Linked DNA regions of Homo sapiens: region 1 is linked to region 2. The links are chromatin loops, found by intact Hi-C in ENCODE. Cell type or tissue: MCF 10A. All regions are shown on one strand. Each heading gives the region's core, and the rest is flanking DNA. Links, peaks and the distances in the headings are about the cores only. Region 1 overlaps RNPC3-DT (RNPC3 divergent transcript). Region 2 overlaps COL11A1 (collagen type XI alpha 1 chain).

The links. A loop is a pair of places that touch in the nucleus more often than their neighbours do. Peaks named below come from ENCODE experiments on the same cell type or tissue, not always from the same donor. Only the 100,000 strongest peaks of a DNase experiment are listed, where the experiment ranks them.
Region 1: a loop joins it to region 2, with 7 times the contacts of the local background. A loop is called at or near these places in 3 of 110 quality-filtered maps.

Annotation. Positions count from the first base shown.
Region 1 is chr1:103,507,195-103,523,860 of GRCh38, reverse strand. All of the region lies in intron 1 of RNPC3-DT (RNPC3 divergent transcript), which reads left to right. It also overlaps the pseudogene RN7SKP285. Among named protein-coding and RNA genes, the nearest start is that of RNPC3-DT, 10 kb to the left of the region's middle. In MCF 10A, for the core only: a CTCF peak has its summit at 8,743; a DNase peak (open chromatin) is centred at 8,760.
Region 2 is chr1:102,963,099-102,974,028 of GRCh38, reverse strand. It overlaps COL11A1 (collagen type XI alpha 1 chain), which reads left to right. Exons shown (of 67, transcript NM_001854.4): 37 at 3,757-3,810; 38 at 8,489-8,542. Among named protein-coding and RNA genes, the nearest start is that of COL11A1, 140 kb to the left of the region's middle. In MCF 10A, for the core only: a CTCF peak has its summit at 3,359 (motif pointing right); a DNase peak (open chromatin) is centred at 3,338.

The DNA of each region.
Region 1 (16,666 bases), core at 5,042-13,041, 550 kb before region 2:
AACCGATTGGAGTGGTCATGCTATTTTAAACACTATCCTTCAGCGGCTTTTTTGTGTGTGTTCTTTGAAGACTTGTTTGGAGCTTCTAGCAAGGGAGCACTGCTACACGTATGCCCTTACAGAAAAATCATCCTCCTTTATGGGGGTAAGTCATCCTCCTCAGCCGAGTGGGCAGCTTTGGAAGAGACATATATGGGGCAGTTAGGAAGGAAGGGGAACCCAGCTAGTTAGCCAGATCAGCCAAATCAACTGTTGGGATCAGTTGGTGACAGGTGTCATGCAAAATGACCGTCACATCCTCCCTGTGACTCTTATGTTTAGTAAAATGTTCCAGACATAGTGCACATTCTGTAAATATCTATTCAATGAATGAATGCATGAAGGAATTCACTTTTATATTTACCACTGCCTCCTACGGTTAGGAATTACTACAGGGGCTATCAGGCAGAGTTTAATGGTCATTATCTACTGTAATTCAGGTATCATGACTGAGTGGAATAGTTACATGACAGAATTTTATTTTCTCTCTACTTAATTGCTTTTAGTTGTACTCAATGAAATCTACCTTATCCTTTCCTTGACAATATCTCAGGTAGAGGTCATAATTTTCTAGTCACTTTCAGTTGCTATCAGTACAGTTGGTTAGAGATGTCAAGTCCAAACTCCATTAAGGTGTCTCTTCTTACACTCCCCTCATATCAGGCTTGACCTAAAGGATTGCAGGAATATGTAATACACTCTAATCTTTTCTGTGTCTGAGTGTAGGTATGTGTGGTCGTATCTGAGAAGTACCTTTCTCATTCCCTCCTCTTTGTCTAGCCCAGAAGTTGCCAAACTTTTTCAGTTATTGGTAGCTTTATTGTCCCAGCAGTTTTTTCTAGCACCCCTTGATGCCACCTTATTTCCTATTCCACTCTGGTTTTCCAGGAAGCACTTGTTTTATATGAGAGCAACAGCCAAAAACCCAGCTTTTCAAATATATGACATTCTTAAAAGGAATTAAACAGTATCTAATGTTCAAATTGAGAAACATCTCAAGCTGGTAGTTCAGGTAGTGTCTGGTAAACAGTGAGTATTGCTATGTTTCCCTCAAATATTTAAAATATCCTATAGTACCTCTATAAGGTGGCAAGGGTACCTGGGGCACCTTAGCACAGTTTGAGAACTGTGAATTTAACTCATTTTCAGTCTTGATTTTCTATGTTGGGGAATGGGAGGCGGGAAAAGTAGTGGAGCTTGGGAGTGTCTGACTTCACTGAGCAATTGTTGGTTCTTTATCTCATTCTTATTCTCAGGGGTTTTGTGTGTTGATGGAGGTCCCCGCTAATGTGGTGGTTTTCTTGGGTTAATTTTCATCTTCATCAGTTCCTCCATGTTACTGAGTACCTTCTCAGACAGAATTACCTTTTTTGCTTCCTTTGGTTTATGTCCCTAGTTTTCCTCACTTGACCACATGGCTACTTGTACTTCCCTATTACATCTTCCCTTTTACCCCCAAACTCCCCATTTTTCCGCATGAAGACAGGAAAACTGCTGGGTCCTATCTCTGGCATGCTTTGGAGAACTACAATAGGGAGAAGGGTTGATCCCAATATTTGTCCTGGCTTCTAGCCAAAAGCATTCCCCTCACCCTTCATAGCCAAGCTTCTAAAGAGAGAGACATAATTATTCTTATTTCTTCATCTCCCATTCACTCCAAAGTGTGCTCCTGACTTCTGATCCCATCAGTCCACAAGGTAGTTCTTCTTAGGGTCACTAGTTACCTCCCAGTTACTAAATCTAATAGGCCTTTTCAGTTCTCATTTTAGCTTCTCAGCAATGCTTGGCATACTTGACCACTTCTTCGTTGAGACGCTATCTTCCCTTGGTTTCCAAAACACACCACTTCTCCTACTGTTCGATCTCACTTTCTCTCATTGCCTTACTCTAGTAAATCTTTGACTCCATGCTTTCTCCTATTTCCTGTCACCTTGAATCCTTCCCACTTTCATTCTTAGATGGTGACCTTGCTTCTTAATCTCATTTGGGGAAAAAAAGTGAACCAAGTTATAGAGGATTCCCATACCTATTAATCCTAACTGTATCTGTGAGTCTTGGTTAAGCTAACCTCTCTCGGGAAGTAAATCTCCTGCCTTCTCATGTACTTTACTGAGCCTTTCTCATCAGTGTATACAAATGCAATTATTTACCCTTTTGTTTAAAAAAGCCAAAAGCAAATAAAATAATTTTTAAAAACTCTCTTCTTTCCACTTTCCTCTTTGGCTACCATTCCATTTCTTTCTGTTAATAGCAGAACTCTTGGAAATGGTGGTTTATATTTGTTGTCTCCAATTTTCTTCTCCCATATTCTGTTTAGAATATTCCAATCAGATTTGTATCCCAATTGTTTTTCTGAAATTGCCCTTCTCGAGGTCATCAGTGACCTCTACACATTGCTAAATCCAGTGGTAATTTCTTAGATCTTATCCTACTTGATCTATAAGCATTGCTCACCAAACACAGTTGTTTACTCTGCTCTAAAAACAGTCAAACAAAAAACACCCTACAAACAACCAATAAACCAAACTCCCTTCATTTGGCTTGCTGAACACCAAACTTGCCAAGTTTTTCTCCTATCATTCTGATCACTCTCTTTGTTTCTTTTGCTGATTGCTCTTCATCTCCTTGACCTCCAAAGGCTGGAGTTTCCCATGCTCAATCTTTTCTCATTTTGCCCTACTTGTACTGGACAAGTCATCTCATTCAGTTTTATGGCTTTAAGAACCACACATTGATGACTACCAAATCATATCTTCAGCCTGAACCTCTTCTCTAAACTCCCAATCCATATATTGAACTGCTTACTTGACATTTTCTCAATGTTGTGTAATAAGCATCTCAAAACTAACAGGCCTAAAACTGAGCTCTTGATAGTATTCAAAACTTTTCTTTCAGTTTTTCCCATCTCAGTTACCTGTGACTCCTTTATATCTTTTATATCTCATGCCTTGACATTCAGCAAATTCCCTTTATCTTACCTTCAAATTATATTCAAAATTTGACTATTTTTCACTGTTCCCACTGTTTCTACCATCCTTGTCCAAGCAGCCATGATCTATCTGGAATATTGTCATAGCCTCATGGCTAGTCTCCTACTTTTGCCCTTTCTGTCTGGACGACACAGTAAGACTCAACAATTATTTCATATATTCCTTTCCATTTCCCAACTCTCTTGTTGTTAGTTGGGACTATGTGATTCATTTTGGTAGATGGGGTGTTAATGAAAGCAACATGTGTCAATTCCAGAGTATTGCATGGAAGATTGGGTATGAAAACAGTGATCATGTAGGCCACATATTGAGGTGATAGAACCTCAAGCTAAACATAGCCTAGAGTACCAACTCACCACATCAATGACAGCTCCCCTACAGAATAACTTCCCTCCCACCAAACTTTGCATAAGTAGTAAATAACTTTTTTCTCTTAAAGGTATTGATAGCTTAGGACTAGTTTTTACCATGAAAAGTCCATTTTAACATGATTAAAAATATATTGCTTCTTCAATATATTTTTATCACAGCAGCTAGAGTGATTCTGTTAAATCTTCAAAACTCTGCAGTAGCTTTCCCCCTCACTTAGAGTAAATGCTGAAGTTATTTTGATCTGTGAGAATTTACATGATCTAACTCCTCCAGTATATTATTTTTATGACTTCATCTATTCTTCCCCTCTTCTTTCCCTCTGCTATAAATACACTGACCTTCTGGCTGTGCTTGAACACTTCAGACCCATAACTAAGACCTTTGCCTTTACCATTCTCTCTTTCAGGGATGCTGTTCCTACAGATATCTGCATGCTTAGCTCCCTGACTTTCTTCAGATGCTTACATATGACTTTCTCATTAAATTCTTCATTGTCAGTCAACACCATCTCTGCCTCCTCTATTCTCTTCCCATACTGGCAAAGGAAACAAAAACAACAATAACAACAACAACAACAAAAAACCTGAACACTAGATTTTTCAGTGTTTTGGTTGTCACTGTGTAATAAGCCATCCAATTACTTAGTAACTTAAAACAAACATCATCAAAGTCTTTTCTTTTTTCCCAAGGTAGAATTCATGTCTTCATCCCATTTGTTATTGTAGAACTTTTCACCTCTGTTATAAAATTATCATAAATATATTTTATTATAAATAATTATGTACATAATTTCATTATTACTAATAAGCTCCTTGAAGACAGGAATTTCTATATTCGTCTGTATATCTTCCAAGCATTAACATAGTACCTTACAAATAGATTAATGATCATTGAATGTTAAAATATATATTAGTGAATATTTGACATATGTTTTAAAACATTTATCAGTGAATAAATTAATGTTATTATCAAGAAAATAAAAAACACTGCTGACAACCAGGGATTACATATTCAGTGGTTTGCATGATGACTTTAGGAAACCTGTCTAAAGATTTCTATGCAAAATGATCAGAAAGTTAAAATGTCAATATTATTTTTGTTATTTATTGATAGATTAGATTATGTGTGGATCTCACACATAGTTATTTGTAGACTTAGTCTCTGCCTTTAAATAACAAATGAACAGAGGCAGGATTTATGTGAACTTTTGGCTATTGCAGGGGTAATTAGCCTTTTCTTATGGGGTATAGCTTGCTTATGTCTTCTGTTCTGGGATGGAATCTAGAGAAGATAGGGAAATAGCACCCGAAAAATATTCCTGTTCTAAAATACTTTCTTAACTCCATTTACAATTTGGAATCCATTTGGATGGCACATTTTTTTTAATGTATGCAACCTGGAAGGCTATTTTTCTTAATATAAACCTATACATTTAAGTATTAGTTGATATGGTTTGTCTGTGTCCTCACCCAAATCTCATCTTGAATTGTAACTCCCACAATTCCCACATTTTGTGAGAGGAACCCGGTGGGAGGTAAAGGAATCATGGAGGCGAGTCTTTCCCATGCTGTTCTTGTGATAGTGAATAAGTCTCATGAGATCTGATGGTTTTTAAAAAAGTTTCCCTGCACTAGCACTCTCGCTTTGGCTACTGCTATTCATGTAAGATGTGACCTGCTCCTTGCTTTCCACTATGATTGTGGAGCCTCCCCAGCTATGTGGAACTGTAAGTCCATTAAACCTCTTTTTCTTCCCAGTATCAGGTATGTCTTTATCAGCAGCATGAAAACAGACTAATACATTAGTCAATCAAAAAATTAAAATGTACTAAACATTTCAGAAGATGCCTAGAGAAAATGTTTCACCTGATAAATGGTACTGTCATAAGTAGTTGTTTTTCTGTAATGTGACAATGCTAGATTATCTTCTCTTACGTAAAAACGTCAGAAAATACAGCTGGTACCAAAAAATTGGAAAAAGAAAGACAAATTAATAGAAAAATGTGTTTAAAGAATATAAACAGGTGATTTTACAAAAAGGAAACCTGAATGGCCCATTAACATATGGAAAGGTGTTTAACCTTACTATTGGTAATGGGAATGCCAATTAGACCCCACAAGAATATACCAATTCTCAGTTCTCAAACTGGAAAACATTATACATAGCTATAAAATTTAATGTAGGTGTGTGCATGAGGGCAAATGTTTGTCACAGGCATTTAGAAAAGTAAATCTTCATATTTATTTGGATAAATGTTACCATACTTTTTGATCCAGTAATTCTGCTTTTCAAATCTATCTTATAGAAATAAAAGCATCTACATACAGATGCTGAAAGGTTGAATTAGCTGGACCTAATGGGGCTACCAAAAGAAAATCAGAAAACAAAACAAACTATTTTACAATTTCAACATGCTTTATTGGATCTCCCTTCTCTGCAGTCACCCTTAGCATTCCTATTTATTTTGATTTTAAAAACAATCTATTATTTATAATTAAGATTCACTTTCAGTTCAGTTTTTAATACTAATCTCACTTCTAAATATACACCCTTCTCTAAGCTCAGGGAACCTATGGTGGGGAAGGTGACGTAGTCTTTTCTTTCATTTTCTTCATCTCTTTTTCTTTCTGCTTTAGAATCCACTGGGAAAAGTAGTTCTCTCTTTGCTGTTGATGTCCTATCAAGGCAGGCAACCAAATATATGGGTCACCTTAGTTGTCCTTTTGAGGGCCCTGCAGCATTTATGCCATATAGTCTCATGATATCAGTAATATACTTGCTGGTTGACCTCTTACGATTCTTCTTCAGTTCCTGCCTCTAACCCCTCTGAGTCATTCACCCCAACAGATAAACCTCTTGGGTATGGCCCTATACACATAGAGTCCAGCTACCACCTACAGTGATTTGCTGGTCTAGATGTCAATTATTTTCCAGGAAATCTCAAACTTCTTAGGACTAACTTACAAGTGGCCTGAACAAAATGACAATTTTTCCCTCACTTAACTCTCTAAGTACCTCTGATCTCCCCCTTATTCAGTCACAAGAGAGGGATGCTCCTGACTCATATCAAAACCAAGGTATTAAAATTAAACTTTAATAAAATATACTAAAAGCTATAGTGGTGTAAAAGTATGAAATGATTTCTTTTGTCAATTAACTCCAGTGACAGCATTGAAAAACTTTGTTCTGTAAAAATTACAAACTGTCAGAAATTTTGCTTTTTGAAATTATGTTAGTGAGACAGGAACACCCCACTATTGCCTGAAGAGCTAAGCTATGTGGGTACTTTGACACAGAGAAGCAGCCTCAATTTTCCACCCAGGTGCAAAGCTTCAGATAATGTTTTTCAGATACAAGATTCCACAGTCATCTTAACTTTGTAGATTTCAAGGAAACAGAACCCTATACCCACTTCTTAGTCCAGGCTTTATGCTAATACAGCCAGGCTATTCTTTCAGCCTATCAAAGAACTGTTCATTTAAATTTTATTTAAACCCCACCTTACTCTTAAATGAATCAGAATGCTGGCTCTTCCTTCATCTGTTTTGGCAAAATGCCCCATCAATTGTGTAGTCTTTTTTTACTGCTGCAAAATGATAAACTTACCTTTGTCAGACCATAGATGTGTCATAGTCTGGTGGTCTTTGAGCAATTTATTAGTCATGCCTGAATAACATTTTCTGTGCCCAACACTCTCAAAGGTATTAAAAAGACATATATCACAGTAGATGAAAACCAGTATGTAACTGAGTTGTTATAGGGCTGAAAGCTGCTTAAGAAAGTAGAGAAAAGAAATAAAATAAAGCAGAGCCTAATTTTTATCTCCGGAATCCTTTAAGTCCCTCCATTTAGTTGACTCTTTATGTTTCACCCTTACATTCACCTTATGCTACATGGAAGCTAAACTATACTTTCTTAAAGACACCCACATATTTTTGTCTTTCTATACTCAAATATGCTGCATAGGCCACACCCCTAATGATTTTCTTGATTCTCATCTAAATGTGACCTTTCATTTGATTTTCAGAAAACTCTTTGGCTTGTTATGACACATACAATTTCCCTTTTATTATAATTATTGGAAAATGTGATTTGGTTGACTTTTAGATTTCATCATATGTCTTCATCATTTTCTCTTACCTGGAATGTTCCAATAGCCTCTTGATTAGTTTCCTCGCTTCTATTCTAGGCACTCTACAGTGTATTTTCCTCACACTAACTCATGTGATTTTTAAAAACATAAATTACATCAGATTACTTTCCTGTTTGCAACCTTTTATTGGCTTCCCATCACAGTTGGAATAAGACCTACAGTCTTTCTCTTGTCATATAAAGCCCTTCTTGGTACTTCTATCATCTTATGTCCTACTTCTCTGCTTCATGAGCACCCCCCATTAGTCATTCTTGCAGCAGTGGGAGTGGGGGTATAAAATAAAAAACCGAATCTTTTCAAATGTCCTTTATCTCTCTAACATTCCTCTTCCAGATGCTCATATCCCTCATGTTTACTCAGTTTTTATTCAGATGTGCTTTCCTCAGAGAGGACTTTCATGCCATCTCTGGAAATAGCATTTCTCCTCACCTAACCAACACTAATAACTTAACCTTGCCTTATTAATTTCTTGTAAAATAACAGCCCCAAAATATATACTAATGTGTGTGTGTGTGTGCACGTGCATTTGTTTGTTAGAAGCTCTATGAGGTAAGAGTTTTTGTCATGTTTGCTACTTTGTTCACCTGCCAAAAGTAGTACCTGGCACGTTATAGGTATGCAATAAGTAGTTGTTGAATGAGTGAATAAACAGATGAATAAATGAATGAATGAAAGTTTTCCAATCATGTATTTACCTTGCTTGTGTTTGCCACACTATTACACTTTTAGTTTTATATTCAGAAGTGGCTAAATCATAGACTTGAGAGGCAAAATATCTGAGATTTATATACCTGCTCTGTTATGTGACCTAGGAGAAGTTACTTAATCTGTCTTTTTCAATGTTCAAATATATAATAGAGATAATGATATGTATATCTCATAGGCTTATGAGTATTACATTAATTAATGTGGCACAGAGTGCTGTAGAAGTTGTTATATTTGTTATTTTAACATTTAATTGGTGATTATTTGAATAATATCTGTCTTCTTCGTTCAACTTTTGGGAGCCATATTAATTTTTATCCATCACTTTATCTTCAAGCCACAGTTTGTAATGTGTACTCTATAAATATTCTTTGAACTTTTTTATAAAAAGCTGGTTTCAGTTTTGAGATCATGCATGCATGTATGTTTGAGTGCACTGGGCCTATTTTCATATTCTGTAATTACCAGTCATTGTCACTAGATGGCAAGTTTGTCCCAGCCAAGGCAAAATGTTTTAAGACCAGAAACTGAAGAGTAGCCCTAAATAGGGGAAAATGTCATGTATGTGTTTTTGTAGACTGGTAGGATGATAAACATTTACTTATCAATAATAATTTTCCATATTTTATTCTTTTTTTCATTTCATTAGGTACTCTACCTTCCTGGGGAGCTCTTTTGTATAGTGATGCATTTTAGCATTACTGTCATGCCATTGACCCTTTGTTAGTATATTCACACGTTTCTATTTAAAAAGCAATGTTTAAAAAGGTCTCTTAATGTATTCTTTATCAACAGATGTTTCCCAAGTCTTTCAAAATCATACCTTTTACCTGCTGGTTCCAAATATGTTTTGATTTTGTCTAAGACATAAGCTACCCTTTTTGAGCAAGAACTTTGTCTTTTTTTCTGATTACTAGCCACCCTATATCAATGTGAAGTATATGTCCCTTTTGATTATTTTAAACTCTCAATGTACCATCTTGGAAAAAGAAACTGTTAGGCTCAATGCTATTGTACCTGTCCAGCTTCACCTATGTTTAGCAAAATTATCAAAAGGCTCCTGGTGTAAAGGAACAAAAAAGAGTGTTAAGGAACCTACAAATTAGATAATCAATCTGTAAATGATCATCTTATTGAATTATTACAATTATCTTCATAAATATAAATTTCTTAGAATTGGTTAAATGTATATATATGCTTTGGCAAGTTAAATTTACCAAAATACATTAAAATTGTGGGCATGTAAACAAATATAAATAATAGTACCTTTAATATGGTGCTGATTGTTTTTAGTACAGCAATATTTAGAAAGAATCATTATTTTCTTTTAGGAAGTTAGCTACTGAATAAAATAGACCTAAAAATTAACTATTTTTTGATATCCTTTTTTTCTGTGCCTTGATGCGTCATATTATAGGTTAAAAGAAAGAAATGTGGTTACTTTTCTTACAACTGCTAAAATACTTTTTCCCTCTTTTCCTCTTGTCTTAGTCCATTTGGACTGGTATAACAAAATACCATGAACTAGTAGCTAATAAACAACAGAAATTTATTTCTCACAGTTCTGGAGCCTTAGAAGTCCAAGATTGAGGCACAAGCAGACTCAGTGTCTGCTGAGTTCCACCATTTCCTGATTCAAAGATGATGCCTTCTCACTATGTCATCACATGGTAGGAGGGTCAAGGCAGCTCTCTAGGGCCTCTTTCATAAGACCATTAATCCACTCATGACTTAATCACCACACCAAAGGCCACATCTCCCAATATTATCTATCACCTTGGGAGGTAAGATTTCAACATAAGAATTTTGGGCAGAATACAAACATTCATACTTTAGTATGTCTTCTTATTATGAAAAATGACTATCTTGGCTGTGCGGGCCCTTTTTTTGGTTCCATATGAAATTTAAGTGGTTTTTTTTCTAATTCTGTGAAGAAAGTCAATGGTAGCTTGATGGGAATAGCATTGAATCTATAAATTACTTTGGGCAGTATGGCCATTTTCACTATATTGACTCTTCCTATCCAGGAACATGGAATTATTTTCCATTTGTTTGTGTCCTCTCTTATTTCCTTGAGCAGTGGTTTGTATTTCTCCTTGAACAGGTCCTTCATGTCCCTTGTAAGTTGTATTCCCAGGTATTGTATTCTCTTTGTAGTAATTAGGAATGGGTGTTCACTCATGATTTGGCCCTCTGCTTGTCTATTATTGTTGTATAGGAATGCTTGTGATTTTTTCACATTGATTTTGTATCCTGAGACTTTGCTGAAGTTGCTTATCAGCTTAAGGAGGTTTTAGGCTGAGTTTTTTTTTTTTTTTTTTTTTTTTTTTTTGACAGAATCTTGCTCTGTTGCCCAGGCTGGAGTGCAGTGGCATGATCTCGGCTCACTGCAACCTCCACCTCCCAGGTTCAAGCGATTTTCCTGCCTCAGTCTTCTGAGTAGCTGGGACTACAGGCACGTGCCACCATGCCTGGCTAATTTTTTGTGTTTTTAGTAGAGACGGGGTTTCACCATATTAGCCAGGATGGTCTCGATCTCCTGACCTCGTGATCTACCTACCTAAGCCTCCGAAAGTGCTGGGATTACAGGCGTGAGCTACGGCGCCCAGCCAACGATGAGGTTTTCTAAATATATAATTTTGTCGTCTGCAAACAGAGACAATTTGACTTCCTCTCTTCCTATTTGAATACTCTTTATTTCTTTCTGTTTCCTGATTGCCCTGGACAGAACTTCCAATACGATGTTGAATAGGAGTGGTGAGAGAGGGCATCCTAGCCTTGTGCCGGTTTTCAAAGCGAATGATTCTGGCTTTTGTTCATTCAGTATGATATTGGCTATGGGTTTGTCATAAATAGCTCTTACTATTTTGAGATATGTTCCATCAATACCTGGTTTATTGAGAGTTTTTAGCATGATACAGTGTTGACTTTTATCAAAGGCCTTTTCTGCATCTATTGAGATAATCATGTGTTTTTTGTCATTGGTTCTGTTTATGTGATGGATTACGTTTATTGATTTGCATATGTTGAACCAGGCTTCAATCCCAGGGATGAAGCCAACTTGATTGTGGTGGATAAGTTTTTGATGTGCTGCTGGATTCGGTCTGCCAGTATTTTATTGAGGATTTTCGCATCCATGTTCATCATGAATATTGTCCTGAAATTTTCTTTTTTTGTTGTGTCTCTGTCAGGTTTTGATATCAGGATGATGCTGGCCTCATAAAATGGGTTAGGGAGGGGTCCCTCTTTTACTATTGTTTGGAATAGTTTCAGAAGGAATGGTACCAGCTCCTCTTTGTACCTCTGGTAGAATTTGACTGTGAATCTGTCTGGTCCTGGGATTTTTTGGTTGGTAGGCTATTCGTTACTGCATCAATTTCAGAAGCTGTTATTGGTCTATTCAGGGATTTGACTTCTTCCTGGTTTAGTCTTGGGAGGGTGTATTTGTCCAGGAATTTATCCATTTCTTCTAGACTTTCTAGTTTTATTTGCATAGAGGTGTTTACGGTATTCTCTGATTGTAGTTTGTATTTCTGTGGGATCAGTGGTGGTATCTCCTTTATCATTTTTTATTGTGTCTATTTTATCCTTCTGTCTTTTCTTCTTTATTAGTCTTGCTAGCGGTCTATTTTGTTAATCTTTTCAAGAAACCAACTCCTGGATTCAATGATTTTTTTGAAGGGTTTTTGTGTCTCTATCTCCTTCAGTTCTGCTCTGATCTTAGTTATTACTTGTTTTCTTCTAGCTTTTGTATGTGTATGCTCTTGCTTCTCTAGTTCCTTTAATTGTGATGTTAGGGCATTGATTTTAGATCCTTCCCATTTTCTGATGTGGGCATTTAGTGCTATAAATTTCCCTCTTAACGCTGCTTTAGCTGTGTCCCAGAGATTCTGGTATGTTGTCTCTTTGTTCTCATTGGTTTCAAAGAACTTCTTTATTTTTGCCTTCATTTTGTTATTTACCCAGTAGTCATTCAGGAGCAGGTTGTTCACTTTCCATGTAGTTGTGCGATTTTGAGTGAATTTCTTAATCCTGAGTTCTAATTTGATTGCACTGTGGTCTGAGAGACTGTTATGATTCCTATTATTTTGCATTTGCTGAGGAGTGTTTTACTTTCAATTATAGGTCAATTTTAGAATAAGTGCTATGTTGTGCTGAGAAGAATGTATATTCTGTTGATCTGGAATGGAGAACTCTGTAGATGCCTATTAGGCCCATTGGTCCAGAGCTGAGTTCAGCCCTGAATATCCTTGTCAATATTCTGTCTTGATCTGCCTAATATTGACAGTGTAATGTTAAACTCTCCAACTATTATTGTGCGGGAGTCTAAGTCTCTTTGTAGGTCTCTAAGAACTTATTTTATGAATCTGGGTACTCTTGTATTGGGTGCATATATTTTTAGAATAGTTAGCTATTCTTATTGCATTGATCCCTGTGCTACAAAGCTGTAGGCATCATGCTACCTGACTTCAAACTATGTTACAAGGCCACAGTTACCAAAACAGCATGGTACTGGTACCAAAATAGATATATACACCAATGGAACAGAACAGAGGCCTCAGAAATAACACCACACATCTACAACCATCTGATCTTCAGCAAACCTGACAAAAACAAGCAATGGAGAAAGGATTCCCTGTTTAATAAATGGTGCTGGGAAAACTGGCTAGCCATATGCAGAAAACAGAAACTGGACCCCTTCTTTACATCTTATACAAAAATTAACTCAAGTTGGATTAAAGACTTAAAGGTAAAACCTGAAAACATAAAAGCCCTAGAGGAAAACCTAGGCTATACCATTCAGGACATAGGCATGGGCAAAGACTTCATGACTAAAACACCAAAAGCAATGGCAACAAAAGCTAAAATTGACAAATAGGATCTAATTACACTAACGAGCTTCTGCACAACAAAAGAAACTATAATCAGAGTGAACAGGCAACCTACAGAATGGGAAGAAAATTTCACGATCTATCCACCTAACAAAAGTCTAATATCTAGAATCTACAAGGAACTTAAATTTACAAGAAAAAAAAAAAAAACCATCAAAAAGTGGGTGAATGATATGAACAGACACTTCTCAAAAGAAGACATTTATGTGGCCAAGAAACTATGAAAAGAAACTCATCATCACTGGTCATTAGAGAAATGCAAATCAAAACTACAATGAGATACCATCTCACACCAGTTAGAATGGTGATCATTAAAAAGTCAGGAAACAACAGATGCTGGCGACGATGTGGAGAAATAGGAACACGTTTACACTGTTGTTGTGAGTGTAAACTAGTTCAATCATTAAGACAGTGTGGCAATTCCTCAAGGATATAGAACCAGAAATACCATTTGACCTAGCAATCCCATTGCTGGGTATATAACCCAAGGATTGTAAATCATTCTACTATAAGGACACATGTACATGTATGCTTATTGCAGCACTATTTACAATAGCAAAGACTTGGAACCAACCCAAATGCCCATCAATGATAGACTGGATAAAGAAAATGTGGCACATATACACCATGGGATACTATGTAGCCATAAAAAATAATGAGTTCATGTCCTTTGTGGGAACATGATTCAAGCTGAAAACCATCATTCTCAGCAAACTAACAGGTATAGAAAACCAAACACTGCATGTTCTCACTCATAAGTGGGAGTTGAACAATGAGAACACATGGACACAGGGAGGGGAACATGACACACTGGGGCCTGTCGAGGGGTGGGAGGCAAGGGAGGAAGAGCATTAGGACAAATACCTAATGCATGTGGGGTTTAAAACCTAGATGACAGGTTGATAGGTACAGCAAACCACCATGGCACGTATATACCTAGTTAACAAACCTGCACATTCTGGACATGTATCCCAGAACTTAAAGTAAAAATTTTTAAGTGATTATCTGTTACTTTATTCTACTTTTTAAGAATGTCTTAAAATGAATATTAATTTATTCTGGCATTGATTTTTTTCCAAGTCAACCCAAACATAGCTGAGATGCTACCATTAGCAATGTAGGGATTCAAACATACTGATAGTCTCTCTCAGGTTAATTGATTCAATGTAAAAGTAAACATTCATTGACAGTGATTTCCTGTATTACGGAAGACTTGTATGAGACTTGCATTGACTTCTACTTCCTCTTTATTTTTCCTACCCCATTTCCAACTTCCCTTTCAAATCTGACTCATAAATTTATTTTATATCCAACTTGAGAAGATATTAATGACATAATCTAATATAATGAGAAGGCATTATCCAAGTACATTTTTCAACTATATACTATCCTACAAATCTCTGAGATTTTGTCACTGTCTCACTTTTTAAATAATGATTATAACTTAGTTGAAATTATACATTACTGTTATCAAAAGATAATATGTAGTTATTGTTGAAACTATACTGATTCACAAAAGAAAAAAATGTAACCCTAACAACTATTGATAATCTTCTAACAACTTAGTATAATTCCTTCTACTCCTTTCTCTTCCTGTATTATTAATATGTATTTATAAAAATTGAACTCAGTATTACCATTCATATTGGTTTGTAATGGTTAGCAATGTTTAGTTAACTTTTTTGTGTGATTATACATTGTTCTGCAAATCATGTTTTGTAGGATTCTGACACTGCCTAACACTGTGCATCTACGTATCTGTACCTCCTGTGACATTATATTGTTGTATCTACCTATGGGTTTATACTTCTTCAGAAGTAATCTAAATTTCTCTTCTGTATGATTTCAGAAGGCTTAGTCTGCAAAATGGTCTTCACTTCAAATGTCACCAAGTTACCCCCAAATGCTTGTATGTCCTACAAATTTGTATGGGTTGCTGATTACCATCTTAGTTCCCTACTTTTCTTGCTTTACATTCCCCTCCTCTGCCACTTTTTGATGGGTGTGGCAATCGTGTTTCAAATATGGATGTAGGTTCATTCCTTAATTTTCTCTCTCCGTTACCTCAGCCTTTAACAATAATGTATTAAAGACGGGGAATAATAGAAGAAAGTTTCAATATATTTTTAAGAAGAAAGCTTGAAACTAGAGATGAATACTCCCAGAGTTTATAGTTAAGTCCTCTTTGGTGTTATATGGGTACCCTATTGGCCCCTTCTCTCTTTAGTTTCTGCTTATAGAATTCACTTCTTATTTAAAAAGGAATGCCTTTGAGAAAGTTTATTTTCCTAGATGTTCAAGTCTCAATTCCAAATCCTTACTTTCCATCATGAATCTCCTCCCTTCCAAGATGACTGACAGTTGGAGTTCCAACACCCTTTGGAAACACCTTGACTCCTATTAATATGAATAGGTCTTGTTCTAGAAAGCACCATCAGGGAATATCCAACAGGGTGTACCCACTAGGACACAGTATCGTTCTACACTGGTAAATTTCCCAATGTAGAAGAATACCCTGTGAGGGAATTAGAGCTGAATAATCCAGGTTGGGTTCCAACAACCTCAGTCCTGCTCCTAAAGAATCTCTCCATTTGCTTAAGCTCAAATTTTACCTTCTCACCTTTATCTAGTATCTTGTTTTGATTTATTCCTGTGTGTAACTCTTTCAATAAGGATAGGCAGACAAAGGAGACAGATATCCTATCTCTGCAAAATGAATACTTTTCGGAGACATTGTCTTAATCTAAGTTTAGCTAAGATCTATTCTTATAAAAGAAGCAAGCAACATTAATGCAACTTCTCTCACAGTAAAGAAATTATTCACAACATTATACAAAATAGGTAACTCTTCATCTTTTTACATTTTTTAATCCCAAATTAGGATCTTTGCTTTACTTTTTTTAACCGAAGGCTCATTAAATTATTTCTACATTCAGAAAATAATGAAAAAACACCCCACAAACTTAAAGCTTTCTTCTGCTTCTGTCAAGATTTAAAAAGTTTTAACTACTTTTGGATAGCAAGTTTTAAATAATCTTAGCTAGATTATTTATTGTATTTAATTAAGTCAGAGAATAGCTATTCCTTAAGAACAAAAACAGTATCTTACACTATTCTTGGTAATGGTTATGGCATACTTAACCAATAGAAGGCTAGCATCTAGTCAATATTTGCTAAATAAAAGATTTTGGTCAGTACAGTTATTCAGTAACACCACAGTTACCTAAAATTAAACAAACTAGCAGCTTATCCTGTATAAAATACAACCTAGCAAGAAAAAGAAATAATTGGCAAAAGTCTCTGAGCAGTGCAAATAAATGTAAAAAAAAAAAAAGTAATGCAATAAAGCTTATCCTATGTATGTAGAACTTCTCCCTATCTTACCATTTCTCAAACACAAAGTTTGAACTGGGTTACCTCACCCTATTTCAAGGCTAAACTCATATTGGCTTGAAGTAATCATGATCTGGTAGTGAGCAGGACTGCTGATCCAATCAAAGTACACTTCAGGGCTT
Region 2 (10,930 bases), core at 353-8,352:
AGGGGCAGGGGCCAAGTCTATATTTTAAAACACCCTCTAGACAGTTCTGATGCATGTTAAAGTGTGTGAACCTCTGTGCTAGTCCAGATGAACAATACTACCCATACTTTAATGTGCACACAAGTCATATTGGTGAATTATTTATTTTGAAATAATTAAACATCAAATATTAAGACAATCCTTAACTTTTTACAATAATTTTTAGACCCTGCTTAAATTATTATTTACCACTGAAGAGTTTTGCATTATTACTGCAAAGATATTAGGAAAGTATTGTTATCTGTATTACAAGGTTATAGAAAGATCGATACATATGGCTAGTGTTAAATATAAAGTAACCTTGGTACTACCTGCATATAATGCTTACCTACTATGTCAGTTTTGCTCCAAATGTAACATGAAGACTCTGCAAAGTTTCACAGAGAAATGAAAACAGTTTCAAAAGTCACTGTATGTATATTTTTATAAACATTCTTATAATTATTTTAAGCTGTATATTAGATTATTGTTTAGGAACATAAAGTTTAGTGACGTATATAACCTCAGTATTGTACCATTTATGTTTGTATGTATTGTTGAGAACTGCTTGGCTCATGTAATATTGTTTCATTGTCAAAGAAACCCATTTGACTCATTTTTTTATCAGACTTTTTCAGCCCATTGTGTTATGTGTCTTTCAACATGTTTTGAGCCATTGATCGTGCATGCATTTTGTCTGTAAGAGGTATCAGAAGCATAATAAATGCCTACACTTGAGAAGCATGCATTCTAGTAGGAGAGACAAGAAGGAGTATTTCTTTCACTGATAAACAAAGTGATTTTTATACTATGTTTCTCTAACAAGTGAAACATTAGAGCATGAAATAAAAATACCCCATTTCTCTAGTATGCAGTTTTATGCAGTTTGGGACAGAATTGGCTTCATCTGTTTGATATAGAAAGAAGAAGTTGGGGTAGAGAGATAGAAAAAACCTCTTCCTGTAAATTAATTGGTTCATCTCCTTCATCATAGCAGGAAAAAATTTTATATATATATGATGTATATTCACACAGACATATATATATATGGATCTAAATATTCCCTTCAGATTCTGTTAATATCATGCCCATATCGGCATATTTTGGGAATATGCAGCCATCCATTTAAAAAACACATTAACTTGAAATGATTAAGAATTATAGCATGACTAGTATGAGAAACATTCTATTTAGAATAGAAAAAGTCAAAACTCAGTGCCAATGAGAAGTGAGAAAACATCCTTAAACAATTACCTACAAGTTTTCACAGATTTTCTCGCCAAATCTGCATACCCTCATTTAGATGAATTTGTTCTCTCTGTCCTGTACCAGCTAGATCAAAGGGGAAGCCTGGGAAGCCTATTTTGATGAAAAAATTATTACTTTTACATAGATACCGTGAAATTATTTGGTAATTAGTCTGCTTATTTCATTGGTTAATAGTTTGTGGCCTTTATATTTATTTAGGGCTAATTGCTTGATATTAGAAGTACATACTTAAATCAAGAAAAATGATAATGACACCAATTCTTAATGCAGTATATTAACACTACTCCCTCAGTCTATCTAGGAAAGCCATTAAATATTATGTTGCATTCTTCCCAGGATGTGATCGCTTAGACCTAAGATCGCTATTTTAAAGTATTATAATATTTTGCAATGAATGTGTTATCTATGTCAGCAAATATGAGATATTTAATCTTATATTTACAGCTTTGTTAAAAAAAAGTAAGTCTTGTATTAGTGGCAAAGTACATCATTTAAGAAGCACTTTAGTATGGTGGAAAAAAAAGCCAGACATAATTGATATCCTTCAGCTGTCATCCTCTCTATAAAACTTTTATTATTGCCCAGAATTGAAAGCAAGTTTATTGCCAAATATATCAAACCAGTGATAAGGCACAGAAATTGTTTTATTTGCTATTTTGTAAAACTGGACCTCAATGAAGTCTACTACCAATCAACTAAATACTTATTTCTGTATGTCACCTCCAAACTGAGGGCAAAACTAAGTCTTAGCATTAGTATACACCTAGTAAATGATACGTGGGTATGTAATATATGTTTTTTAAAGAAGCCATGGTTAAATGACATCCAAGAATGTTTTGGGTCCTTGGTTAAAAACACTCCAGTTTTGTTTTTTGAAGAAGAGGATGGCAGTAGTAGCCCTGGAAAACCTGAAGAAGTCACTGAGCAAGCCATGATGTTGTGAAGTAGCATAACGGATTTTAATTAGAGTTGTTAATTTACAGGGCACCCAGGATGTCAATACACATGACTTAAGGGAGCAAAGATGGTTCTGGCACCACCAAGAACCTTTCTCCTGAAGTAACTAGCCAACCTGGAAAAAGTCTCCCTCAGTTGGAAGAAAGCTATTTGAGAAAATAACATTTTGGAACAAAGCCTGTTTTTCATACTCACTCTATAAGAACATATATTAAAAATAGATGTTCAAAAACAATTTTATTTAAATAATTAACATACAATGAGAGGTGTACCTGTTATAATTTAAAATATTATTATTAAAAGAATCATTTCTCTTCATTCATCTAGAAGGGTGATAGTATTTTTATCTCTACCCGTTGACCATGTTTTGAAATTTGAACTTGATACGTAATGGTTACTGAGTAGAATGAATAATCCATAAGGCAGTCTAAAGAAGCAGTTTCTTTCTACTAAGTATTTAAAATATAGGACCCTCACAGAGTTGTTCACTTTGTTTGTAGTTAATTGCTTCATTTATTTCTTAAGCCATGACAAAGACAGCATCCTTTATACAAAGTGATAGCAGCAGATTTGCTCTGTGGTACTTCACAAACATTATGCTTCCAAGAGGACATTTAAGAAAATCTACTGGGAAAAATTTGTCCTGATGACTTCTAGAATTGAGTATAACGTATTGTTTCCTTTACTTGAAAAAATTTGAGAGATAAAATGCCATTTTTTATGAGTTTGTATTTATTTTGCATTCTTGGTTTTTTTTTGTTTGTTTTGTTTTGTTTTTTGTTTTTTGAGACGGTCTCGCTCGGAGTGCAGTGGCGCCATCTCAGCTCACTGCAACCTCCGCCTCCCAGGTTCAAGGGATTCCCCTGCCTCAGCCTCCCGAGTAGCTGCGACTACAGGCGTGTGCCACCACGCCCGGCTACTTTTTTGTTTTTTAGTAGAGACGGGGTTTCAGCATGTTGGTCAGAATGGTCTTGATCCTCTGACCTCTTGATCCTCCCGCCTCGACCTCCCAAAGTGCTGGGATTACAGGTGTCAGCCACCCTGCCCGGCCTTCTTTTGCCTTCTTGTCAGTTAGAAGCTCGGATTACCACTAGAGGGCACTATTTCTCTCTGTTATCCAAGTTTTGATGCACCGGGAATTGAATTAGGAACAAATCACCAAAAAGGGGGAAATACTCATTTGTGAAGTGCTAAAGAAGTAATATTTTTCACAAAAACGAAAATACAAACCTTTGCAAATATTATTTTACAAATGATTGATGCAAATGAAATATATTTAAATGTAAAATATTCAGAAAAGAGTTCAACTATTTTATTTTGGTTTCAGCTATAGCTACAGAATTATATTGAAGAGATATATGTGCATATTATCATATATAAAATCAACAGAAGAGCAAAGTAAAATAGCTAATGGAAATATAAAAAGAAAAGAAAATTTTCTAACATGTCACATTTAGACTATAAAATAATTAAATATTTATGACATGTGGTATTTAATATTTGTAATTTCAGGGACCACCTGGGAAGGATGGGCTGCCAGGACACCCTGGGCAACGTGGGGAGACTGTAAGTGACCTTGTTACTCTTATTAAAAATTTCCATCTCTAGCACCTCATCAGTTCATACATAGAAAGCTACTTTATTATGAACATTTCAATTACTAGGTTGAGAAAAATGGAAAAATTAATTCCATTAAGCCTTTTATTGAAATATACATATATATATAAATACAAAAATAGATACAAGAAATATACTTCAGGAAATAGGATGTTAGTTGATATGATTGTTTTTATTGTCAATAGCAGCATTTTAAGGATGAGCTGATGGAGAAGACACCATTATTTTTTGGACATCTCCTCAAGATTTTCCCTCTCACTCTTTTCACTGAAGACTGTTTATAGATACATTCCACTCAAACCCATCATCTCTCCACTCTAAAGGCAACAGATTACGAATAGCCATGATCATAATACCACATTCTTTTATCTAGAACTAAGGGATTAAATACTTGCTGATATTGGACCCATCGGCTATAACTGGTTGGGAACTATGTCAAAAGCATCTTTCCATGTGAAATAGGAAAAAGTAAATCAAAAACGGTCACTAAATTTTACTTAAAACCTATAAAGAATATAACAGTAAACAAATTGACTGAACAACTTACCATGTGTATAACAATTTGGGCAGAGAGGAAACTGGCAGCTCAGTGATGGTTTAAGAATCCTGGTGAGTTTATTTATTTTGCCCCTTTCAAAATCAGACATCTGGCTATCCCAGTGGATTGTCATTCTAATCAGAAATCATCATGGATTGGCATATTTCCATGGAATCAATTCTTGCTTCTCACCAATGATTACTTTTATCCAGACTTCTCAAGGAAACCACAAATGCAGACTACCTTTGACTATGTGGTTGAAAATCATGTTAGGGTAGGGGGCACCCTGAATACATATTGGAGTTGCATAGCAATGTACTATAATAAATCTGAAATCTGAAAAAAATATGATTTTTCTGCTATGGAGGAAACAATTTGTCAGCAGCCACCCAATTTTGCCTTGCTTACCATGTGGCAATTCTTAGTTTCACCATTTCTTAGTTTTAGCCAGATGAGAAACTTTGGAGTCTTGGATTTCAAAAGCAAAATTGAAATATGATTTAGTGAGACAAAAGAAAAAACTGTTTGGATATCCTCTTGGGAAAGATATCTGTATGAGGAGCAGAAATAAACTTTCTAAAGGAGAGTCAACACTCAATTTGCAAATGCATTATCATTCAAATCTTTCAGCCAAATCATTTTTAATGAAGTCATTGTATAACTTTCTGGGAATAACTATAGAATATTCCAAAATGTCTTGTGGGGAAAGGATACCCAGAGAATTACTGTTATAAAGTCCTTTATGTCTATGATTTAATCTGGAGCTTCCACTTCTAACAAAAATAATTATATCACATATAACATTGAGATTTAAACATAGAAGAAAAACAGCATAATGTTTCTAGAATGAATGTTTCTGTTTTGTAGCTTTTCACAGATAAAAGCCAGGATTATTTCTGAAAAAATTATATTCCCGATTTCACATCCACTTTAAGGGAATAGTGAATCGTCCTATAGCCTCAAAGCTTTCTTTCTCACTTTGTTCTCTGCTGACCCAGATTCAAAGGATCACCTTGTACAGGAGTCACAATCTAGAGTGGGCATTCTTTGCCATATATTTATTATCTTATTTAAATGGATAAATTTTTGAATTATATTTGAGATTTGTCTCCAGCCAGAAATCCATTAATTAAATGTTTGTTCTGACATCTTACATTCATTTGGGTTGTTTCAGTATAATAGAAACTATTCCCAATTTTTCCTGGTGGCCTTAAACAGCTTCAGAAATGGTTTCTATTATATTGAAATGACCCAAATTTGTCTCAGAAACATAGTGCCAAATGCTGTATTGGTCCTAAAATTGGCTTAGTCTTTTAAAGATTATCAGAATAGGAATCACATTTCTGTTGGATTGTAACAGCATATTTTTCAAACTACCCATGAATATGTCCAATTAATTTCCATTTTCAGCAACTTTGAAAAACATAATTTGACTAGCTACTCTGAAATTAAGTGGCAAGTGTAGTCTTATTACATGACAATATTGAACAAGCACAACTTGTTGTGAACTGTAAAAGTTTTCCTGTGTAGTTTGTTTGTAAGATCCCCAAGATCAAATGTATTAGATACTTGCAAACACTCTGAATGGATTGAATGAGCAGACATATGGGCAATGCTGTCTTCCAGCTTTCCCAAATCCATCACTCACACAAATGGGCTAGCAGCCAAGACTTCCTCTCTCCCCTTAGGATGTATGAGTGCAAGTCTATGTTGTAATTTTGTCGAGACTTTCTGCAATTAAGTATTGATTTTTAATCTATTACATTTAATTATTATTGCAATATTTTGTGTGTGATTCTTGCTCTCACAGTTAGTAAGACAAAATGCTTTATAAGACTTTTTTAAAAAGTTTGGAATTGCCTTTATATCTTCCTGTTGAATTTAATGATTAAAAATTGGAGGAAGAATAACCCAGACAGAGGAAACAGGTCATACAAATATATGGTGTGTGGCTATTCAGAAAAAGGTAGGAAGATCAGCATGGCTAGAATTTAGGATACATTATCAAAGCAAAGGAAGTAACTGAATTTGCATACTGGGCCCCTATTGGCTAGAACTTTGTCATCTATATGTTTAAAAATGAATTTATTGGCTGGGCGTGGTGGCTCACGCCTGTAATCCCAGCACTTTGGGAGGCCGAGGCGGGCGGATCACGAAGTCAGGAGATCGAGACCATCCTTTCTAACACGGTGAAACCCCGTCTCTACTAAAACTACAAAAAATTAGCCGGGCTTGGTGGCGGGTGCCTGTAGTCCCAGCTACTCTGGAGGCTGAAGCAGGAGAATGGCGTGAACCTGGGAGGCGGAGCTTGCAGTGAGCCGAGATCGCGCCACTGCACTCCAGCCTGGGCGACAGAGCGAGACTCCGTCTCAAAAAAAAAAAAAAAAAAAAAAAAAAAAAAAGAATTTATTATGTTTGGTTTTGTGGGTGATGATTCTGCCTAATGTAAACAAGTTAGTAAACCTTATTTGAAAACTCAACAATGGTGAAGGAAAGAGATGATTATAGTTTGAATAAGACAGGTCTACTAGGATAAGAGAGAAGAAGCTGTATTTGAGGGACCTTCTCACGTGACACATTCAGATAAAATAACTGATTAAGCATGGGCACTGAAGAAAAGTCTGGAATCTGAAGACACGCCATTAAAAAGGGGAAGAACATAGAAGGAAAATCAAAGGAGAAGATACATTCAGCAAGTTCCATGTTAGGAATGTTGAAGAGAGAGCATGATATACAACTGGAAATTTCTAGTAGGCACTTACTGAGAGAGTTTTAGGGCTCATACTGATTAGAGGTTTATAAATAGTTGGGAATGGAGGAGTTCATCAGCATAGAGATGGCAATTGTGGTGATGGAGGTTGTTGAGATAATCCAGGGACACACATACACATATGCACACATGTATATATGTGTTTAGGTATGTGTGTATGTAAATCTGACAACAGATTTCCAAACCAACTGGTTGATGAAAAAATTAAGCGACTAATATGCTTATAAAATGCTAAATAAATTTTATGACATTTCCCCCCAGAAATGATTGCTTTTGCTATTCATAATGATAGCTCAAATAGAACCCTGAAAGTCTGAATTAATAGATTTTTAAAATAGAACTCTATTTTCTTTCCCTGTAGCATCAATTGCAATAATTACAGACTCTTTACCTACTTATACAATTTTATTATTGTAAATAATTCATTCATAGTTATTGGGAACATTGTGATACTAACGTGAGACTGCTAGTTCCTACCCATTTTTTTTCTAATCTTATTATTTTCAGTCTGACCAGATGTTGTAGGGAATAAAATATTCAGTTCTTTCGAAACTTCTCCCAATATTTTCTATCTACTTCTCCAGCTGTTAAAAGTAACTTAACTCTCATGGGTAAGAAATTTACCTATATTCACACAATTATGTGGAATGAATAACCCACAGCCTAGAGAAAAATAAATACCAGAATATATGCCCAGAAGTTTTATTTAGTGAGTATATTCTGCTCAAATCAACCAGATGATATTTTAATGACTGAATTATTTTCAAAATGCATTTATGACTATATCTCTTGAGTTTCTTACAAGAAAGAATATTGATAAACGCTAAAATAATTACTAACTATGCAAAGCATTATTTTAGTAGATCTATTTTTATATCTTGTTTTATGAGATTTTTGGAATACAATAGAGAGAAATGTATTAATATCACAGGCTGTGAATTTACCTTTGTATAAACAATCAGTAAACTGTTTCAAAGAATGTCTAAATCATCATTTACTTCATCCATAAACATTACTGGGTTAAAATTCTGTATGTTGTTTGACCTAGTGGAATGGGGCTAAGAACACATTTTTACTCTAGCTTCATTTATTAAAGGTAATTATTGCCCTACCATGTGAAATATTGAAATGGCAAGTTTTGAATTTTAATGAAAACTGAAATAAGTTTAACATATTAAACATATTTAAGCATTTGAAAATAAATATTTTTAGTCAATAGGTGACTTTCTTTTAATGTGACTTATTCAGCTATCTCATAGAATTTTGATTTATGCTTTGTGTTGTATGTAGCTTTTACAAATAATACTTTGCCTCCTTAGGGATTTCAAGGCAAGACCGGCCCTCCTGGGCCAGGGGGAGTGGTTGGACCACAGGTATGTTCCTTTGCTTTATTTCCCAAGCAAGATTTATTTTTTGTTTACATTTTAACCTTCCTAAGTTGTGTAAAATCTTCTAAATTTATTATGATTCAAAATGATGTATTTTTTATTTCAGATTGCATTTAAATATATGCAGCTTTCGTACATCAAATGAAACCAACAAACTATTACCTAACTAAAGCAACTTTTCAATTGCCTGTAAGAATAAAAGAGAAGAATAAAATAAATGAAAGTAAATCAGAAAGTTCACACTGAATTTAACACTAAAGCCTGACTATGACACCATCTACTAATAAAAATACAAAGTTCTTTGTAAATAGGTGGGCCATTATCTTTTTCTAGAATTTTAAATTATAAAATGACTTCATGGTTTTGAGTATAAATTAGATTTAGAAATATACATTCTAAAATTTTAATATTTGTAACATATTAGGTGTTTCTTAAGATTTTTGCCTTCATAATAATGAATATCAGAAATAAAATATTAATTATCTTTGAGGATATACAAAATAGTGGAAAAGACAAGTATTTATTTCAAGATAGGTGGCAGAAGAAGTCTCAAAAATTGGTGCAGTATCCTGAGTTATAGTATAAAATAACTACAAAGAGTAATTCATGGTAATAGAAAATAATGTTTTTCTTCCCTGGCAAAGCATATTGAATGGGCAGAACACATTTAGTTTCTGGACTGGAATTTAGCCCCTGCTAATACCAAATTATAACAAAGGAGCAAAAGCAGGTGAATACGTATTTTAATTATTTAATTGGTTTAGTCTTTTCTCTGTCTCTAAATAGTTCTCAACACTGTAACTCACACACATACACACACACATGCGCACACGGACACACACATGCACATCCAAACACATACACACACACACACACACACACACCCCTAGAGAAACAACAAAACTGCATCTTGTTTTTAGGAATATGTATAACAGAAGCAAAAATGAAGAATCATTGGATTTATTGATTATTTTATTTCAGAGGTTAACCCTGAGGCAAGGGAAATACGATGTTATTTTATAGAGTGTGTAAACATGACTACTTACTTGTGCTGAAGGCTTCTTTTTAACTGCTTATCAGTTTTAGTTAAAACATTATATATACTTTCTCAGTAATTAGAAAGCTTCCTCCAAAAATACTTTCATTTTTCCTGTTTAAAACAACTTTATAACTATTTTCTGTGAGAAAATTTAACTAGAAAAATTATTCCTATTATACTTAATATCCATAAACAGAAATGGAATTAGACTCTTAACTAAAATATAAACATCATGGAATGTAACTAAATATTTTAGGACCTCACATCTTTCAAAAATACAATTCTGTTCAATGTGGTCATCTAAAACTTCTGAGACTTGTGTTCTTTTTTCGTTCCCCTCTTTACATGAAGGCATAAAAATACTGGTGTTTTACTGAAGATGCACCTTCCTTGAATTACATTTTTTATTGGTCCTTTTTAAGAGAAAAAAAACCAACAGCCTATTTTAAATGTAGCCATACTTTCATGTGAAGACAAAAGATTTGGTTTAATGGGAATAATATAGATTGCAATACTGAATATGCACCCTTTTCTTTAAACAGTTATGTGAATCTCTGATCATTTTTGTCTCGGTGATCGCTGTTCAATTATGGTTAATTCTGTATTCCTTACTGTTCAAATTCTGGTGTTCAGATAGTTAAGAAAACATCATGTTTTGGATAAATGTTTACACATTAATGTTAAGTTGAGAAATTACAGCAATTGTATAATTAAAGAAATTTAAACCTAGAAATGTATACCCAAATTGGGACAGGTGTATACCTTATCCAAGATAAATAGTTAAGACTATGTTGCATTTTTAGGAAAAAAATATTTATACTTCATAAGCAAGTGCAGGAACACATTCTCCTGTTTAACAACCTTAGCATCTAAAAATTTTCTCTTTGTTTAACTTAAACCCTTCATTTTGCTTTTTATTAAGATAGAGAGCAACTGATCACCATCCTCTATTTATACATGAAAGCCTGCTATACTCAAGCACCACAAAACAGCACCACTCAGGGGACACGTAAATGACCTGATATTGTTCACTTTGGCATTTGCTGCAATTTAAGGCAGCTGACCATTTGTTACAGCCTTTGGCCGAGAGGAACTGCTGACCCATACTCACTGCCTTCAGGATCCCATGCCACATTCCCTAGACTTTGTCAAATGAATATAGATTAATAGTAGAGAAATTTTCAGTCCATGGAAATTCCAGGGAGAACCACTGGCTTTTTGGGTTCTCATGGCCCTAAGTTTATTTTCAAGCAGTGATTCATTGAGTGGCTACCAATGTGGTTTCTATGCCTCTTTACTACTAAGCTGATTTGACACCTCATATGAAAAGAAGG